Regions from separate parts of the Homo sapiens genome. Here region 2 is linked to region 1. Evidence: chromatin loops called from intact Hi-C (ENCODE). Cell type or tissue: Calu3. All regions are shown on one strand.

Evidence for each region. A loop is a pair of places that touch in the nucleus more often than their neighbours do. Peaks named below come from ENCODE experiments on the same cell type or tissue, not always from the same donor. Only the 100,000 strongest peaks of a DNase experiment are listed, where the experiment ranks them.
Region 2: it touches region 1 in a loop (2.4-fold over the local background); 1 of 110 quality-filtered maps calls a loop at or near these places.

What each region holds. Positions count from the first base shown.
Region 1 is chr1:81,667,612-81,672,611 of GRCh38, reverse strand. It overlaps a transcript of ADGRL2 not described here. Among named protein-coding and RNA genes, the nearest start is that of ADGRL2, 130 kb to the left of the region's middle. In Calu3, no CTCF peak of the experiment used is centred here; a DNase peak (open chromatin) is centred at 2,111.
Region 2 is chr1:81,411,924-81,416,923 of GRCh38, reverse strand. It overlaps a transcript of ADGRL2 not described here. Among named protein-coding and RNA genes, the nearest start is that of ADGRL2, 390 kb to the left of the region's middle. RefSeq lists an enhancer at 2,146-2,440. In Calu3, a CTCF peak has its summit at 2,304; a DNase peak (open chromatin) is centred at 2,323.

The DNA of each region.
Region 1 (5,000 bases):
TTAAATGAAAAGTGATAACCTTTATGACAGCTTTCAAAACTGCTTTTAGCAGTTCAACCTGTGGCATCATTGTCCTTCCTCATGTAGCTGAATTTCTCTCAATACAAGAAAAAATAGTTATTATGGCAGAGCAGATACCAGAGTAACATTTCTCTATGCCAAGTGCTTTTTTAGCTTGTAAAGATGTTCCTAAATATGTATCAGTTCCATACCACAGGACACTGTTAACTTGAATAGTTAGAAAGTTACCAGGAAGCAGCATCCATCCAAGAAAGCAACATGAAAGAGCTTGTTGAAAGCTGAAAATGATTTAGGGAGGGAAATTTCAGAAATGACAGCTTTTTAAATCTAATCAAAAACTCTTTCTACACCGGGAGACATTTAGTCTTCCATTGGCTCTAATAGGTATCTTAGAAATCTGCAGAGTTTTAGAAGGCTACAGAAGGCTGCTAAAGCAACACTTGAAAGCCCAATTCTAAGATAAGACATTGTGACACCACTGATAATGGATTAATATGAAGGAGGAATCAGTATGAAAGGCTGTTGTCTGGGACATCATCTGAGACAAAAATCTTAAATAATGATAGCTCTAAAAGCTATGTCTTTTTAACTAATGCTGACATGATTTTTCTTTTTACACACACTATTAAAATTCCCTTTCCAAAGTAACAGTGTGTACACACACAAACATATCCATATACACAACTGACACCAGTAATATTCACATAGGCTTTGCTATTCAAAGTGTGGTCTACAGACCAGCATCACCTGAGAGCTCATTAGAATTTCAGAATCTCAGGGCTGGGCGTGGTGGCTCACACCTGTAATCCCAGCACTTTGGGAGGCCAAGGTGGGTGGATCACCTGAGGTCAGGAGTTTGAGATCAGCCTGGCCAACACAGTGAAACCCAGTCTCTACTAAAAATACAAAAATTAGCCGGGTGTGGTAGCGGGCGCCTGTAATCCCAGCTACTCAGGAGGCTGAGGCAGGAGAATCACTTGAACCCAGGAGGTGGAGGTTGCTGTGAGCTGAGATTGCACCACTGCACTCCAGTCTGGGCGACGGGGCAAAACTCTGTTTAAAAAAAAAAAAAGGAATTTCAGAATCTCAAGGCCCATCCCAGACCTGCAGACTGAGTCTGCATTTTAACAAGATCCCTGGATGATTTCTGTGCACATTAAGTTTGAGAAACACTGATTTAAAAACAAGCTTTAGAAGATGCATAGCTCTCTCATCCTTAAAACCGATGGATCTTAATTTAAAATCTTTATGAATCTCCTCATTATCTAAGGCAGTACAGTTTAGTGAGTGGTTAAGAACAAGCACTTCCAAAAATTTCCTGTCCAAATGGCCTGGAGCCCACTTCTAGGGCCAGCGTGGGCCTCTTCTCTGGCTCAGTTCTCCTGACCAGTGTGACTGTCTGGGGTGAGGAACAGGGGAGAGATGAAGGTTAGGCACATACTTGGGAGGCCCCTTCTCCTACAGAATTTTGCAGAGAGTGGAAAGAGATTAGGGCTGGTCCTGAACTGGGGCCTCCGTTTGCACTCTTGCCCAGGCCTTGCAAATGTTGACAGATATGGCTTATTAAAAATCAATCTGTGAGGCCAGGTGTGACGGCTCAAGCCTGTAGTCCCAGCACTTTGGAAAGCTGAGGTGGCTGGATCACTTTAGCTCAGGAGTTTGAGACCAGCCTGGGCAACGTGGCAAAACCTGGTCTCCACAAAAAATACAAAAATTAGCTGGACATGGTGGCGTGTACCTGTAGTCCTAACTACAGGCTGAGGTGAGAGGATCTCTTGAGCCTGGGAGGTTAAGGCTGCAGTGACCCAAGATCGTGCCATTGCACCCAGCCTGGGCAACAGAGCGAGACCCTGTCTCAAAATAAAGAAATATGTGGCTACACTGATGATTTTGTGAAACAGAGTCTTTTCGAATGTTTGGAAAAAAATTTTTTTGTAATTCCTTCTCCCTCTCCTTACTGCCTCTGATTGGTGGGTTAGAGGGTGCTGGTCCAGATGCCGTGTCCTTCCTTTTCACCTATTTTCTCTTCCTCCATTCACACTACTGCCAGCGTGGCACTGCTGGGAGCTCTGTTTCCTTAGAGACTCACATCTACACTCAGACTTCTAGGCTTCGTGCCAGAGGAGTCCGTCAATGACACAGAGGGCAGTGTACTTTCCTACATATACAAGCACAGCTCCTACTGCCATCAGTGGGAGTTCTACAATCAGATTGAGAGCAGAATACAGTCTAGAATTGGAAATTTGTCCTCAAGGTAAGTCAGCATAAGTGGCCTGGTTACAGAAGAGTCACACTCCATAACGAAATAGCAAATGCATTGAGAATTTAGAGAAGAGTCTCTCCAAGCTCTGGAAGGAGAATCACGTGAAAATAAGCTGAACTACAATCAGTCATCAAAGAATTTTGTAAATTTTTTGAAAGAAAGTATATAGTAAGTGACCCATTTATTAAAAGATTTTCAAAATTAGCCATCTCAACTACTTGAAAGATTCTGGAAATAAACAAAAAGTCTCTGAACACCACACACTTTCCTTACACACTGTGTCCTTTTTCTGACCTGCCTAATTCTATCCTTCCCCCAGGTCTCAGTTTAAATGGGAAGCCTTCCTAGATTAGTTTAGGTGTCCTCTTTTTTTTTTTTTTTTTTTGAGACGTAGTCTCACTCTGTCACCCAGGCTGGAGTGCAGTGGCTTGATCTCGACTCACTGCAAGCTCCGCCTCCCGGGTTCATGCCATTCTCCTGCCTCAGCCTCCTGAGTAGCTGGGACTACGGGCACCAGCCACCATGCCTGGCTAATTTTTTTGTATTTTTAGTAGAGACAGGGTTTCACCGTGTTAGCCAGGATGGTCTCGATCTCCTGACCTCATGATCCGCCCGCCTTGGCCTCCCAAAGTGCTGGGATTACAGGTGTGCACCACCACACCCAGCCAGGTGTCCTCTTTTAAATGCTCTTAGAGCATCCTGCATTTTTTCTTCATAGCACCCATCTAATCTCATTAAATAGTTAACATGTCTTTTATATGTTTGTCTCTTCAGGTAGATTATAAGCTTCATGAGGACAAGGACCATATCTGTCTAATTATGTGACTGAAACACAGTAAATAATAAATACTTGTTCAATGAATGCACATTTAGTAGCCTAAATATATACTCCCATAGTCTTTGTTTTTAGAGATGGAGTCTTGCTACATTGCCCAGGCTGGAGTGCAGTGTGCTGTGCAGTCATAGCACACTACAGCATTGAGCTCCTGGGCTCTAAATGATCTTCCCGCCTCAGTCTCCTCAGTATCTGGGACTATAGTTGTGTGCCTCAGTGGCGGCTAAAAGTCTTATAATAAAAGCACATCCGCCTCAATTTACAGGAACTTACTAGATACTCACCCAGATCTATTTATACTACAGATGTAATTTAGGTGTATTTGTTTACCTATTGTCCCAAATTCCAACTTGTGTCTGTTGGAATTTGGGAAAATAGATAAACAAATCCACCTGAAACTAGAAAGAGAAGGCAGGGAGGAGAATAAGGTAGAGATAAAACAGTCCAGATTGATGGACAGTCTTAGAGCAAGAAGACAGAACACCACAGATAAAAACTAAAAGAATGTAATAATGTGGTGCTAATATTAGGAGCAAGATATTGAGGAAGGTATCTTTGTAACAAACTTGGGAATCCTACAGTTAGTGTTGATCATCATTAATCTTAGTTAAAACAAGCAGGTGGGCCAGGCGCAGTGGCTCACGCCTGTAATCCCAGCACTTTGGGAGGCCGAGGTGGGCAGATCACTAGTGGTCAGGAGTTCAAGAACAGCCTGGCCAACATGGTGAAACCCAGTCTCTACCAAAAATACAAAAAAAAAAAATTAGCCGGGCCTGGTGGCACATGCCTGTAATCCCAGCTACTCAGGAGGCTGAGGTAGGAGAATCTCTTGAACTCAGAGGCAGAGGTTGCAGTGAGCCAAGATCACACCACTGCACTCCAGCCTGGGTGACAGAGTGAGACTCCGTCTCAAAAAAAGCAAAAACAAAACAAAAAAACCCCAGCAAAAACAAAATCCAAGCAAGTGAAATTATATTCCATCTAAAACACTTTTGTATACTTTATTACATTTGATTTTCATAACATACACAAGGGGGCAAGCTATAATAACCAGGAAAACTTGCTTTTTTTTTTTTTTGACAGTGTTACTCTGTCGCCAGGCTGCAATGGTGCGATCCCAGCTCACTGCAACTTCCGCCTCCCAGGTTCATGCGATTCTTCTGCCTCAGCCTCCTGAGTAGCTGGGATTACAGGTGTGCTCCACCATGTCCGACTAATTTTTGTGTTTTTAGTAGAGATGAGATTTCACCATGTTGGTCAGGCCGGTCTCGAACTCCTGACCTCGTGTGTGATCCGCCCCACTTCGCCCCCCAAAGTGCTGGGATTACAGGCATGAACCTCTGAGCCTGGTCGGAAAACTTGCTTATATGAAATACTTCATTCCATGGTGAAGCTAATAAATTAGGTGCTACTACAGTTTCTCACTAAATATTATTAGAAGCATTTAGCTTTGATTTTTAAAGATAATTTTTAGAAAAGAGATTTCATAATGATTTCAAAAAGTTTAAAAATTCAACACTCTTTTCAATAATGATTCACTGAGAGAGTTAGACATTATATTTAAATCAAGTTACCTAAATCTTACAACAGAGGTGCATAAATCACATAGATCTTATAAATACGCAGTAGATGTAAATTTTATTACTTATAATATTTTAAAAGTAGATGTCTTGGACATTAACTTATAATTTTACATTAATTATACCTCTATATTTTGACAATGCTCTTTAGAGAATGCTGAATTTAAAAAAAATACTTAGATACACCCTCAAAATCTTGCTTACTTTATTTCTTTTAATTTTTTATGCCTACTTTATACTAGAAATGCAAAAACATATTTTAATTTTTCAAATGGTGTTAGTATCCAGAATTATATCTAAT
Region 2 (5,000 bases), 260 kb after region 1:
ACTGAGCCCAATTCTAAGATAATTAATTTCAGAACCTGTTTTACTACATACATAATCAAAGATGCTTCTTAAGAATGGACAACTTTCAGTACCACTCTTCTAAAGGAACTATTTCACCTATATGACTACTTGGCACCACTGACCAAATTAAAGTAAACCCGTAGTATTAGGGAACTCTGAATTTGTGGAATGAAGAGAAGTTGAGTATTTTCTGGTGAATTTCTACATTTAGTAGGTTATCTTATACATGATAGACATTCAACCAATATATATGTTAGATGAATGAATAAATGGAATTTTATCAATTATATGAAGACAAATACCATTTGGATGCAAAATGTGAACGTTAAAATAGGAAATCACAGCTAAAGATATTCAAAGGAAACTGATTATTTAATCTACTACATGTATTCAATAATATTTGGAATATGAGAAGATAAACAGATAATTTAAAGTCAAGTTACAGAGGAGGTAGCACGCAGGGAACAAGCTGAAGTATAACCATAAAAACTCTTTAGCAAGTCTCTGTTAATGTAAGAGGTAGAGATGAATGTGCTGGCCATTAAATTTTGTGTTTTTTCTTTTCTTTTCTTTTCTTTTTTTTTTTGCAAGAAGGTTGTTCAGGGTATATACAGTACAGTTTCTATATTTAAAAAAAGAAATATGGGGGATAAATATATTGCACTTTAAAGATCAAGAATGTAACTGTTTTCACCCTTACAAATTTGCTGAAAGTAACATTACTTCTGTTTTAGCAATAAGGAAAAGGAGACCGGCCAGGCACAGTGGCTCACGCCTGTAATCCCAGCACTTTGGGAGGCCGAGGTGGGCGGATCGTGAGGTCACAAGATCGAGACCATCCTGGCTAACATGGTGAAACCCTGTTACTAAAGGTCTCTACTAAAAATACAAAAAATTAGCCTGGCATGGTGGCGGGCGCCTGTAGTCCCAGCTACTCGGGAGGCTGAGGCAGGAGAATGGCATGAACCCGGGAGGCCGAGCTTGCAGTGAGCTGAGATCGCACCACTGTACTCCAGCCTGGGCGACAGAGCAAGACTCCGTCTCAAAAAAAAAAAAAAAGGAAAAGGAGATACTGTTCTTCAAATGTTTATTCATGTATTCATCCATTCAGCAGGTGTTTATTGATTTCCTAGTATGTGCAGGAATGCTGCCTCTATTAGTATTTCAGGACTAGCCCAGAAGGAAACATTCTCCTTTTTATCGCAGATGGTCACCCACTGAAGTCAGATGCTCTGATTTGGGTCATACTCGCAGGGAGTATTTGTAAGCCAAAGACATTAGCATTTACAGCTAATTCTTACTTTGTTGAACCGAGCTGTCCAAACTTAAAAGCATGTACTCAACTCTTTACCAACCATCATTATGAACTGCAGTGGTATCTCCCTTTCCTCTTATCGTATCTTTTTTTAGGGACCCCTCTCTTCCCCACTATTATTAAACTGGGTGTGTCTACATCCTGCTTCTTTTGTAATAATCTTTTGAACTTCTTTAATAAATTAATGGACTAGTCTGTAACTACTGAGGCCACTATTGAGTAATTTTAACAAAGACACACACACACTGGTGTTTCTTAATTAAGAATGTGGTGAGTAGATAAGGGTATTTGGCAGTAGTTGACATCAGCAAGTCATTCAAAATTCTTCCGTGATACTACTAATTTGTTTATAATAGCCTTTTAATTGCAACATATAAACAAAGACAAATGTGGGTTGGATTCTATGTAAAAAGTGTCAATCTTGTCTTTTCTGCTTAAAAGAGTTATAATTTCCACTTCTGGTGCAGTTGAAATAAGGAATAAAAGCTATATCCCTTGTGTTTGGTTGACAAGCTTTTAATGTTCAGGTTCCTTTTCTGAAAGGTGGCCTTTCTTTACACAACGTCTGTTGTCAGTTGGTAGCATTGTGTAGTCTAGGAGAAATCACAGAGATGCAGGTGTCTTATGAATAACCAGATGGGAAACGGAAGATGATCAAACTTCTTCCTAGACCCTATGAGTCAAACAGGAATGACAAAAGATTTTCCTTTGCAACTGGGAGGAGAGTGAAATCGAATTATAAAAAGTCTTGTATACAAATGACAATAATGCCTAACATAAGCCTCCTCCTTAAAGACAGGAAATCTGTTTTCTAAAGCTTTTCCCATCACCAAAATACAGCCAGAGTCTGCTATGAGACTCAGCAGCTGTTAAACAGTGCCAGAAACACTGATGAACGTCCAAGACATTTCCTTCAAGCAAAGTAATATCCTCCAAAGAGCACGTTCGGAGATCGTTCACATGGACTCAGAGGGGAGAGCGCCACCTATCGTATCACGGCGGCAGTGTCCAGGGCACCTGGCCATCCTTCCAGCCTCCCTTGCACCACCCACCAGCACATCCTGTTCTGCCCCAGAGAGCTGCTGATAGTAATGTTCTGAGATGGTCTGAAGTTCACCTAAGTGTGCTCATATCACGCTCTATAATGTGAGGAAAACACACGAATTTAAATCAGTTTTTAAAACAACCAGGCCTCTCTTCTCATTTACTAGAATGGAAAAAATTCACTTTTATTACCTCGAAGATGCCAAACAGTGCCATTTTATTACTGTGGGAAGCTGGAAGTCATTTCCGAACCCTTTTGGCAAGGGTGCTATGTAGAGCATCCAGTTCAGTCCTTTAAGTGTCTTCTGAGAACCACCACACAGACTGTGATTTACTGTCTTCAGGAGTTAAAGGGACCCTTTCTACCCTGAAACTGAAGAAAGAAAGGTGAAGTGTGTTTACCAAGCATCCCAATGAGACTTGCAAGAATATGATACAGCACAGAGTGGGGAGCCAGAGGTAAAGAATGCTTTGGTAACCCACGTTTTTCAGCATCTACTTTTGCATTGCTTTAAATGATTATGTTGGCAGCCTTTAGCAGTTGTGATGATTTTTGTATTTGATCAATTGGTCTTTAGGCGACTTTCACAGATATCTACACAGAGTGGCAATAGGACTCCTTTTCCCCTTCCTCTTTGATGTTTGCATCTTAAATAGATTTTTGGTACACTTCCACAGTAAATGCAGTGTCAGAGGGTAAATATATATGTGTATGTGTATGTGTGTATATACAGAGATAGATAACATACCACTGTGAAAAACAATTACATAGTCTATCACATAAAAAATGAGAAGCTGTCTGATAGTGTAAAAGGAAATCTAATAAACTCTTTTTCTTGACAAAAATCAGTGAACTACTGACCTCAAGTAGAAAGACCAATCTTTATTTGCCTTTATATTTTTAAACCCTGATAAGTAGTCATCCAAAACAACTCTCGAACGAGGACATGACATTTTTTTCTTGTAAACAACCTCACATCTTTCATGGAGCAATGTCTCTAGCAATTACATTCTTAATAGAATATTGTATTTATAAGCTATATCATAAGGGCATCCGTAATGGTAGCCTACAGTTTCCATGTCTTTTTTTTTTAAGTGAAATTAATGTTTTCTTACGATACTTTGGTTATTAATGACAAAAACATTTTTTTTCCTGCTCTGCCTGGTGAGTAAATACAACACAATACTTGGAGTGGATGAATTTATTACAATATTGGAAATATTATTTGGTCTGTTTCTTTTTGGGGCCAGGATGATATATCTGTTCTGAAGTAGAGGATTCACACTTGACGGTAGGCTTAGGAATTTATGCTGCTTTCATTGCTAAATCTAGCAGGGGTTCTAGAAGCCAAACCTTCAAGTAGCGCCTGATAGGCAAACGGCTGAGGTGGGTGGAGGGCTACATCCAGGGAGTCAGGAATGCAGTGCATTCCTGGTAATTCGAAGGTAATTAGAGGAATAAAAGTCCCCTTTACTTAAGAGGAGTGAAATCAAGCCAAAAACTTTGATATATGCATAACAAAAAAGTAGAGAAAACATCCAAGAACAAATTTATCACCAGCTGACTGAGTCATCATTAATGGCCATTAAAATAAAACAATAGAAAAAAGAATAGTAATTAAAGATAAGGTAGAAAAATGACTGAATTTTTTTTCAAAGTTCCTCTTTTTAGAAATACACCCAGGAAGCTCTGTCTATTTAAAACTGGCACACACATTGGACTGACTCATATGTTTCCTATGTGTATGTCACTTATTCTTTTATATTTCCATCCATCCATGTATTCATCCATCAATAAATCTATACATCCTTCACCCAATTATCCATCTATTGCAACCAAGTATTTATCAATTATTTTCTTCTTTCATCCTCTTGTAAATCCAACGTGTTTTAGGTGGCTGCTACATAACAAGTAATATTACTAGTGATAGAAAGACATAGAAGATGGAGTCTCTTCCCCCAGCGAGCTTAGAGTCCAAGTGGAGAGAAAGTTAAATATATCATTACTACACTATGTGATACATGACATGATAGCACTACACTATGAAGATAGAAAGGCTTCTAAGTTAGAGAGGTGGATCTGGGGAAGCTAACATTAAAGTTGAACTGTAAGAGAAGATGGTGAAGAGGAAAGATAATTCTAGACAAAAAGCATGGTATATGCAGTGTGTCCTTAATTATTGGTATTCATTTATATTCACAAAATCATTTAACAAAACTCCACTCCTTAAAACATAACATGATATAATGATTCAATTAATAATGACTTGTGGAGGCAATAAAGCTTGGTGGTTACATGCACTGCCTTTGGAACCAGATTTCCTGGGCTTGAATCCTGGCTCTTATTCTGTCTACCTGTTAACCTAAGGGAAATTACTCAACTTTTCTCTGCATCAGTTTCCCTTTCTTCAACCGGGGATAGTAACTGTATATCTTATAGTGAGTATTATGTGAATTTATGCATGAAAAACTTATGTATATTTGGTAGAAATAATTTCTCAATACATATTAAGTAGGATAGTATTTTTCCCTTGGTTAAAATGATCTTACTGATGATCCTTTTTGAAGAGATGTCTAAGAGCTATCAGAATCTGAGACTTACTACATTCAGAAACCAAAC